Regions from separate parts of the Mus musculus genome. Here region 2 is linked to region 1. The links are chromatin loops, found by intact Hi-C in ENCODE. Cell type or tissue: left cerebral cortex. All regions are shown on one strand. Links, peaks and the distances in the headings refer to the core of each region. The heading gives the core; the rest is flanking DNA.

The links. A loop is a pair of places that touch in the nucleus more often than their neighbours do. Peaks named below come from ENCODE experiments on the same cell type or tissue, not always from the same donor. Only the 100,000 strongest peaks of a DNase experiment are listed, where the experiment ranks them.
Region 2: it touches region 1 in a loop (5-fold over the local background); 4 of 42 quality-filtered maps call a loop at or near these places.

What each region holds. Positions count from the first base shown.
Region 1 is chr3:61,266,244-61,271,375 of GRCm38, forward strand. No RefSeq gene overlaps it. Among named protein-coding and RNA genes, the nearest start is that of Rap2b, 96 kb to the right of the region's middle. In left cerebral cortex, for the core only: CTCF peaks have their summits at 2,602 (motif pointing right) and 2,804; DNase peaks (open chromatin) are centred at 2,623 and 2,946; H3K27ac peaks cover 815 bases.
Region 2 is chr3:62,189,672-62,194,803 of GRCm38, forward strand. No RefSeq gene overlaps it. Among named protein-coding and RNA genes, the nearest start is that of Arhgef26, 150 kb to the right of the region's middle. In left cerebral cortex, for the core only: a CTCF peak has its summit at 3,048; a DNase peak (open chromatin) is centred at 3,023.

The sequences.
Region 1 (5,132 bases), core at 757-4,756:
TCCTAGCCAAATGGATGGACCTGGAGGGCATCATCCTGAGTGAGGTAACACATTCACAAAGGAACTCACACAATATGTACTCACTGATAAGTGGATATTAGCCCAAAACCTAAGATACCCAAGATATAAGATACAATTTCCTAAACACATGAAACTCAAGAAAAATGAAGACTGAAGTGTGAACACTATGCCCCTCCTTAGAAGTGGGAACAAAACACCCTTGGAAGGAGTTTCAGAGACAAAGTTTGGAGCTGAGATAAAAGGATGGACCATGTAGACACTAGCATATCCGGGGATCCATCCCATAATCAGCTTCCAAATGCTGACACCATTGCATACACTAGCAAGATTATGCTGAAAGGACCCTGATATAGCTGTCTCTTGTCAGAGTATGCCTGGGCCTAGCAAACATAGAAGTGGATGCTCACAGTCGGCTATTGGATGGATCACATGGCCCCCAATGAAGGAGCTAGAGAAAGTACCAAAGAAGCTAAAGGGATCTGCAACCCTATAGGTGGAACAACATTATGAACTAACCAGTACCCCGGAGCTCTTGACTCTAGCTGCATATGCATCAAAAGATGGCCTAGTCGGCCATCACTGGAAAGAGAGGCCCATTGGACACGCAAACTTTATATGCCCCAGTACAGGGGAATGCCAGGGCCATAAAAGGGGAGTGGGTGTGTAGGGGAGAGGTGGTGGGTGGCTATGGGGGACTTTTGGTATAGCATTGCAAATGTAAATGAGCGAAATACCTAATAAAAAATGGAAAAAAAAAAAGAAGTGGGAATGGGTGGATAGGGGAGCAGGACAGGGGGAGGGTATATGGAACTTTCAGGGTAGCATTTGAAATGTAAATAAAGAAAATATCTAATAAAGAGAAAAGAAAAAAAAAGATTTTTCTATATTTGGAATTACCTGAGAGACCTACCACTGTGTGTGTATTTCTCTATCTCTCTGTCTCTCTGACTCTGTCCATCTCTCTCTTTCTGTCTCTGTCTCTGTCTTTCTCTCTGTATGTGTATGCGTGTGTGTGTGCGCGCTCATGTGTGTGTGCACTCGTGTGTGTATGTGTACAATCACATGTGTGTATTTGGGGATGCAGGGGCCAGAAATGTCCCAGAGGGGTTTAACTAAGGAGGGATATGCCTCCTACACTAAAATTGTGTGGTACCGTGCATGTGCATGTCCTAGACTAAACACAGAGGGACACAATAGAGAGCCATCTATACATTAGTATTCATCCTCCTCTGCTTCCTTAGTTTGGGTAAAACATAATCAGATGCCTCAAATTCTCACCCCTATATTTTTCTTGCTTTGATGGACTATGACCGCCAAGCTGTGGGCTAAAATAAGTCCTTCTCTCAGTTATGTTTGTCACAACAATGAGAAAAACAATATTAATTATTAATTAGCATATGAAAATAAAAAGATAAAGAAAATGGTTACCTTTTGAAATTCCCATTAAGAAATGATGCCAAAGAAAATAATAGTGTTGTGTGGCCTATTCTGAAGTTAATTGACAACAACAGGAAAATATTTTCAAAGAATTTTAAAAGGAGAGGCTTTATTATGCATATGATAATAAATTGAAGACAGGTCAGTTTCTGGTTGGCTGGCTGGATCAGTGTTATAAGTAATGACACCTTGTCATTCACTGTGTCTATACATTTACTGCATAGTCACAGACTTTACTGTAAGTGTTCCTAGTCAACAGTTACATATTCCTAAGTTGACTTTAATGAGCAGAGAAAGGAACATTTCGTCCAAGGCTCCTGTGTATTCAGGGCAAAAATCAGCTTTCAAATCCCTCTTCTCACTGTTATTGGTAACAAATGGACATCCAACCTAAGCCAACTATTCTGACCCCAATAATGCTGACAAAGGGATAACAGGACATGAAGAACCTTAAGGGACTTGCCCCTCAGTTAGAACACAATGAATCAGCAAAGGGGAGCATAAACACCTGCCAGTTTGTCATGGACATTAAAGTTGAAAACCTTGGGTGGGCTTTGCAACTATTAACCCTCTAGGATTCAGAGGCTTTCCCTATATAGATATCAAGAATTAACTTACAAATAACACACATAGCTCATCAGAGAGGGTGATATTTCTCCTCTTTTATTGTAAGCATACAATTTTTATTAAAAAAAGTGTGATAGAGTGAATTATACTAGCTATAGAGTCCGAATATCTTGAATTTCTTGATACCCATTTCAAACTCTGCAGAGAACATCTAACAGGATTTTGATACTGTTTATAATTACTGGGAGAGGCCAGGACTGCATTTGTGAAATGCAAATAGATACGCTGTATCTATAAAGCGCAGATAGTCTCTGCAAGCTCATGCTCCTTCTGCCATCTGTGTGTGTTGTTTGTCATAGGTTCATCTCAAGCTTGCACAGTCTGCAGTGGCAATCAAGGAAAGGTTAGAGTTCAAAGCCCCCTAGCGTCTCCAAAATACCTGGTTTGTACCAGTGCGCATTAATGGTTTTTCCCTCAAAATCAGCTTTGCACCACACAATTTTTCCCTACATAGGAACTAGAATTTGTTTTCATTTTTCAGTTATTTCCAGTTGCTCTCCTCCCTTGCACCACTAGGTGGCACCCAAAGAATCTATGAAAACTATCCCATGGTAGATTTCATTTGTTATTAGGAAAAAGAAAAAAAACCAAGACAAAACAAAAACCAAGCAAATATATCTTCCTTTGACACTGGCCTCTTAAAATGCATCTTAAAATTTAATTCTTTCAGATCCATTATAGCTTTGTACAAAAGACATTCCAGACATTCCTGTACAGTAAGGCTCCTGTCCCTTTGTGTTATATAACAAAAGTTACTCATCCTGGCCTTTTCTTAGTCAGACAGACACTCTGCTCAGCACTGCCTCCTTAAAAACACTTGACTCACTCCACCCTCTGGAGAGATACTTGGCAAATGTCATTCCTACCTTCCCTGTTTAGCATCTGTCTCAACTTGCTGTCAAAGTGTATCCTGAAAAGCCCCCTGGCTGCACTCCTGCCTTCCAGCTTGCTACTTCGGAGTTTCACATTTTTATCTCCTCTAGGTGCTCATAACATGATGATGAAAATCTAGAGAACCAAGTTCTGTGCTGGCTCTCATGAGTCATCATTTCTCTCACTATGGAAGTGTTATTAGACGCGTTCTCACGACCGGCCAGGAAGAACACCACAGACCAGAATCTTCTGCGGCAAAGCTTTATTCTTACATCTTCAGGAACAGAGTGCAAGAAGCAAGAGAGCAAGAAGCAAGAGAGAGCGAGAAGCAAGAGAGCGAAAAAGCAAGAGAGAGAAGCAAGAGAGAGAGAAAAGCAAGAGAGCGAAAAAGCAAGAGAGAGAGAGAACGAAACCCCGTCCCTCTTAAGGAGCATTCTCCTTCGCCTCGGACGTGTCACTCCCTGATTGGCTGCAGCCCATCGGCCGAGTTGACGTCACGGGGAAGGCAGAGCACAAGTAGTCATAAGATACCCTTGGCACATGCGCAGATTATTTGTTTACCACTTAGAACACAGCTGTCAGCGCCATCTTGTAACGGCGAATGTGGGCGCGGCTCCCAACATCTCCCCCTATCCTTTTAATAAGAGCAAATAGGCCACCCATATTAATGAGAGTGGAGATAGAGGTCAAATCCCCAGTGTGTAGGTAAAGGAGCCATGTACAGGATTAGCTCTTAGGCTCACAGGCTTTTACCCAGAGCAACCCTGACCTGCTCCCGTGTCGTTTTGCCTGGGGGAAGGGAACTAGGACACTGAACCTTCATGAAAGATGACATGTCTCCCTAGAATAGGCTCATATATGCCGCAGAGCCTTTCCATTGCAGTGCTTAGCCTTGCAACTCTCTCGGGCTGCTGAAGCACACTCACTCTATCCCGTGCAATGAGACTAGCCTCGTGGGATATAAGAGCTGAGTGGCCAGCGACCTATTGCCTAAGCATAGATAACCATATATCAGGGGGAGCTCCATGTTCTAGTCCTGCAAGCGCCTGGGCAATAACCACCTTGTCTCTCCTAGTTTAGGCCTTAAGCTTACAGACCAATCAAAGAAGCAACACTAATCCACAGCAAAGTGTATCTCCAAATAATATTAATCCCACCCATTTTTTAAAGAAAGAAAATGCTGAGGAGATCCAATTGGGTAATCCTTTGGTCAGGGACAGGTCCAAGCGCGTGGAGTTGACCTGAAGTCTCAATTCCCGAAGGATCTGTTCAAATTCAGCCATCCAATTCTGTAACATATACTGAAAAAGACTTTTTGACAAATTAGCTGTCCTAGTAAATTTAACATACTGAATGGAAATAACACACAATCCCGGAAACTTTTGTTCACATCCCAGCTGAGTTATTTGTCATAATACATCTAGTTGTATCTGGACAAGATCTATGAGTTGATTAACCAGCATGAGACCTCTCTGTATCTTGACATTAGCTGAGGCCTGTTTATCTATGACTGTAGTCACTGAGGCTGACAAAGTGTTAATGGTGTCAGTCATCTGGACCTGTCCAGACAGAGCCAAGGCTGTCTGAATTAAGGCCAAACCCAGTTCCTAGTTAGTGGTAAAAAAGCAGGAGAATACTTGAGCATTATACATCACCGTCATTGGGAGTGGAAATGTCGACATTATCCCCCAACGCTGCTCTCTCTTTATTATTGACGCCCTGGACATCACCAAGACGAGGGACATTAGTATTTCCTTGGTCAGTCTGGATTTTTCGGGTGAGTCTTTCTGGTACCCAAAATGGGTTGTCTTCATTCTGTGGGAAAACACAGACAGCTCCCCTGGATCTTACCAAGATAGGATCCGGGCCATACCATTTATTATCAAGGACATTTTTCCATTTAACCATCTCATTGGGCCTATCTGGCTCTGTACAATGACGTTCAGCCGCAGTATGGCCATGAACATCAATATTTAAAAAATTGAGTGTAAAGAGTGCCATAGACACAGACACTCTTGGTGCTCGGGGTACAGTCTCCTCAAAAGTTCCCCTCTTCTGTTTTATAAGATAGGCTTTGAGGGTGCGATGCGCACGCTCAACAATACCCTGTCCTTGAGGGTTGTATGGAAGTCCAGTCAGGTGGGTTACGTCCATCTGACGGCAGAACTGTTGGA
Region 2 (5,132 bases), core at 590-4,589, 920 kb after region 1:
TGAACATTTTTTCAGGTGCTTCTCTGCCATTCGGTATTCCTCAGGTGAGAATTCTTTGTTCAGTTCTGAGCCCCATCTTTTAATGGGGTTATTTGATTTTCTGAAGTCCACCTTCTTGAGTTCTTTATATATGTTGGATATTAGTCCCCTATCTGATTTAGGATAGGTAAAGATCCTTTCCCAATCTGTTGGTGGTCTTTTTGTCTTATTGACGGTGTCTTTTGCCTTGCAGAAACTTTGGAGTTTCATTAGGTCCCATTTGTCAATTCTCGATCTTACAGCACAAGCCATTGCTGTTCTGTTCAGGAATTTTTCCCCTGTGCCCATATCTTCAAGGCTTTTCCCCACTTACTCTTCTATAAGTTTCAGTGTCTCTGGTTTTATGTGAAGTTCCTTGATCCACTTAGATTTGACCTTAGTACAAGGAGATAAGTATGGATCGATTCGCATTCTTCTACATGATAACAACCAGTTGTGCCAGCACCAATTGTTGAAAATGCTGTCTTTCTTCCACTGGATGGTTTTAGCTCCCTTGTCGAAGATCAAGTGACCATAGGTGTGTGGGTTCATTTCTGGGTCTTCAATTCTGTTCCATTGGTCTACTTGTCTGTCTCTATACCAGTACCATGCAGTTTTTATCACAATTGCTCTGTAGTAAAGCTTTAGGTCAGGCATGGTGATTCCACCAAAGGTTCTTTTATCCTTTAGAAGAGTTTTTGCTATCCTCGGTTTTTTGTTATTCCAGATGAATTTGCAAATTGCTCCTTCTAATTCGTTGAAGAATTGAGTTGGAATTTTGATGGGGATTGCATTGAATCTGTAGATTGCTTTTGGCACGATAGCCATTTTTACAATGTTGATTCTGCCAATCCATGAGCATGGGAGATCTTTCCATCTTCTGAGATCATCTTTAATTTCTTTCTTCAGAGACTTGAAGTTTTTATCATACAGATCTTTCACTTCCTTAGTTAGAGTCACGCCGAGATATTTTATATTATTTGTGACTATTGAGAAGGGTGTTGTTTCCCTAATTTCTTTCTCAGCATGTTTATTCTTTGTGTAGAGAAAGGCCATTGACTTGTTTGAGTTAATTTTATATCCAGCTACTTCACTGAAGCTGTTTATCAGGTTTAGGAGTTCTCTGGTGGAATTTTTAGGGTCACTTATATATACTATCATATCATCTGCAAAAAGTGATATTTTGACTTCCTCTTTTCCAATTTGTATCCCCTTGATCTCCTTTTGTTGTCGAATTGCTCTGGCTAATACTTCAAGTACTATGTTGAAAAGGTAGGGAGAAAGTGGGCAGCCTTGTCTAGTCCCTGATTTTAGTGGGATTGCTTCCAGCTTCTCTCCATTTACTTTGATGTTGGCTACTGGTTTGCTGTAGATTGCTTTTATCATGTTTAGGTATGGGCCTTGAATTCCTGATCTTTCCAAAACTTTTATCATGAATGGGTGTTGGATCTTGTCAAATGCTTTTTCTGCATCTAAAGAGATGATCTTGTGGTTTTTGTCTTTGAGTTTGTTTATATAATGGATTACATTGATGGATTTTCGTATATTAAACCATCCCTGCATCCCTGGAATAAAACCTACTTGGTCAGGATGGATGATTGCTTTAATGTGTTCTTGGATTCGGTTAGCAAGAATTTTATTGAGGATTTTTGCATCGATATTCATAAGAGAAATTGGTCTGAAGTTCTCTATCTTTGTTGGATCTTTCTGTGGTTTAGGTATCAGAGTAATATTGGCTTCATAAATGAGTTGGGTAGAGTACCTTCTACTTCTATCTCAATTATCCATCTTGAAAAGCCATCTAGTCCACCATATTTCAGATACCAAATCCCTAAAGTTAAAGTATGCCCAACTTCTTTCTGGGTTACTATGAACACTGCAGTAACCGGGTTCTCTGTCACTGGCCGAGTTCTGATAAATTACACTTTGTTTTATTGCCTGGTTATCTGGAGATCTGGAAAAGAATCAAGGAGGAATGGCATTATCTATATTTCTCTGGATTACAGCAGCCTGGGTACACATGACTATGACTTGGTTCCGGTAAAGTCAAACATCAAATGAATCTACTAGTTTCTTTTCAGAAGACGCTTACGTGTTTCAAATGTACCATTCACAATTCCTACTCACTGCAAATGCTTCTTCTGCACCCAGACTGCAAAAATGGAGAGCTCATTGTAACTGAAACCCTGTGAAAACAAATGCTATCCAGTAAAGTCACTGGTTCTGCCCTTCACTGTTTAAGTTGGTGCTGTATTGGCCTTCTGCCCAAAGCCTTCCTCAGAGGAACCTGTTCTAAGAAAACCACCAAAATTCAACACTTTGTTGGTTGGGCTAATGATTAATTTAGACTATAGAATTCTTTTCTTGGATATTTTCTTTATTTACATTTCAAATGTTGTTCCCTTTCCCAGTTTCCCCTCCAGAAACCCCCTATTCCATCCCCCCTTCCCCTGCTTCTATGAGGGTGCTCTCCCCAAGCCCCCACCCACTCCTGACTCCCTTCCCTGGCATTCACCTACACTGGGTCATAACTTTTTCAGTATAGCCCATATATTTGTAAAGAATTATTGAGCTTATAACACATTTTTAAAACCTTCCCATATCCCCAACCTCTATTTTCTTTTTATAAATTAGAATGTTTTCACAGAAAATAGCAGAGGACAAATTTTCCACAGTATGAACTGTCCAGATGAAAAGATCAGAATTTAGTGTATCCATCTGACTTTATCTACCATAATGTAAAGGAATGAGAAAATTGCATAATTTGCTGATTATGCCTTATTAACTACTGAAATTTTCCTGGTGGTGGGTGAAAGTTTGTCACCAGTGTCAAAACATCCCTACTGACACCAACAGTAACAACCTGGAAATTATATACCAGCAGCACAAGGACATCAAGAGCACCCATACCATGACAGACAATGTACAGATTCGGCTTGCTTCCTTTCTCCATCAGCTCTTATGTTCTAGCAGAACCTGAAAATAGGCAGTGTTTTAAAATAAGGCAAACAGCTCTGTCTAGTGGTGAATTTTATGATTGCAATCTAGGTCATGAATAGTTTCTTTTGAAAATCTAAAACTTGGCCAGCAAAGCTGACAGGAAATGGTTATTGTGATCTCTGCTCATTGAACACAAGGGATCAGCACTTAAGGTCATATTTTCTCCATTTTGGGCACTTTTCCTGGTAATTAAGAGAGACAAACAGGTGTGAAACCCACTTCAGGAAAAGGAAATGCAAAAAAAGCATTTAAAAGTGTTAAGCTTTTTTAAAAAGTGAAATTTCACTTTTCAAAAACTTTGTCAAACATAGGAAGAAATCTTAGCCGGGGCCCAACTTTAGCCTGCCTTCCTTTCTTATTTTCATGTCTTTTAATAATAGAACTCCTGAGTCTAGCTCCACATCAAAACTATAGCAGTCTTCACAGGGCAGACAGAAGCCATGGAATGGCAGTTGGGATCCCTGGTTTAACAGCAGTTTCCACAAACGTCTCCAGAATGTTCTCAGAACACTGTGTGTCCAAAACTAAGAATGGAAGCAATTTTCTCTCAGCTCCATCATGAAGCACTCCAAAAGTCAGCAGTTCTTTTGCACACAAAATATGGAGCACCAAGAAAACCTGACTTCCACAGAGCATTATGAAGCACTGTATAAAGCATTTAAAAAGAGGAAAATGGACTTAAGATTGGCGAACAGTCTAAGTGAGGGCTGATATCAGCGACTATTATATTTCTGGCTAAATCATATAGAAAGGATGTTTGCAAATTAAATCAAAGCTTACTGACAGGGAAAATAAGGATAAGGCCATTTTCCTTTTCAATGATGGTACTGACCCAGGGCCTTACATGTACTAGATAAGGTGTCCTACTAACAAACCTCTCCAGAATGTTCTCAGAACACTGTGTGTCTAAAACTAAGAATGGAAGCAATTTTTTCTCTCAACTCCATCATGAAGCACTCCAAAAGTCAGCAGTTCTTTTGCACACAAAATACACACAGTATTTTGCACACAGGCTACTTGTTAACACACAATAGTTATAAGATAATGAGTGTGTGGTTATATTAAAAAATGATGATCAAAACTTTACACCTTTGCATGAATTTGCTAAAGATAATAGCCAAAGGGATATTTAATTTAGTGAAGTAGTTACTTAAGCATTAATATATTCAAGGAATATTTCAGTGCAAAAGAATATTTTCTTTTGAAAAATAATTGTACAACATAGTTGTTTGACAACAAAATTGAAGTAAATTAAAAAGTATAGAAAATGTTTTTGTTCTTAAAAAAACATAAATGCTAGATATGAAGGCAGGACCACCAATGTGTAGGTATATCCTTTAAGATTTCACCTCTGTGAAGCTGAGATAGTGGTATCCTTTTGTTTACAAAAATTATACAGATGTATGAAGACAGAAACTGTAGGGGAAAAAGACTAATTCAGAAGGAAATGTAAGCTTTTTTTCATTTTTTATTTAAATTTTTGGAGTAGACTTCATACATAAGTGTCTACATCATTCTGGTCTTTGCATCCAACCTCTCAAACTCTTGCCATGTCTACTCTTACTAATTCATGATCTGTTCTTTAATGACTATTGCTACACGCACACATGTGTGTATTCACATACATATACAACCTACTGAGTCTTTTTTGTGTTGCTCATATGTGTATGTGTTCACAGCTGAACAACTTTTATGGGTGCTTATCCTTGACAGAAACTGATTCTCACCCTCTCGGGAACGATTATCTGTAGCCATCCACGTAGGTATGGAACTGTAGCCATCCATGTAGGTATGGAACTTCTGTTGGACTATTAACTGGTATTATAATTATGCTACTGTATCCAGACAGCCTTGATGTTGTGAGTTTGTGGGTGTATCTTCTCAGTCATATTTTGGGGCACTATCTGGCAGCATGCACCCTGGACATCTGGCTTTACAAGAATTCTGCCCAGTCTTCCTTGATTGAACCTGTTAAGCATGCTTGCCAAGTTTTAGACTTTTTAGGGCACATTTTAGAAAGAAAAAAAAAGAGTTGCTTTTTAGATGTATCAAAAGGATGAATTTGTGAAGAAAATTTATAGTGTGAGATCCAAGAAGTAATTTTAGAGACCCGA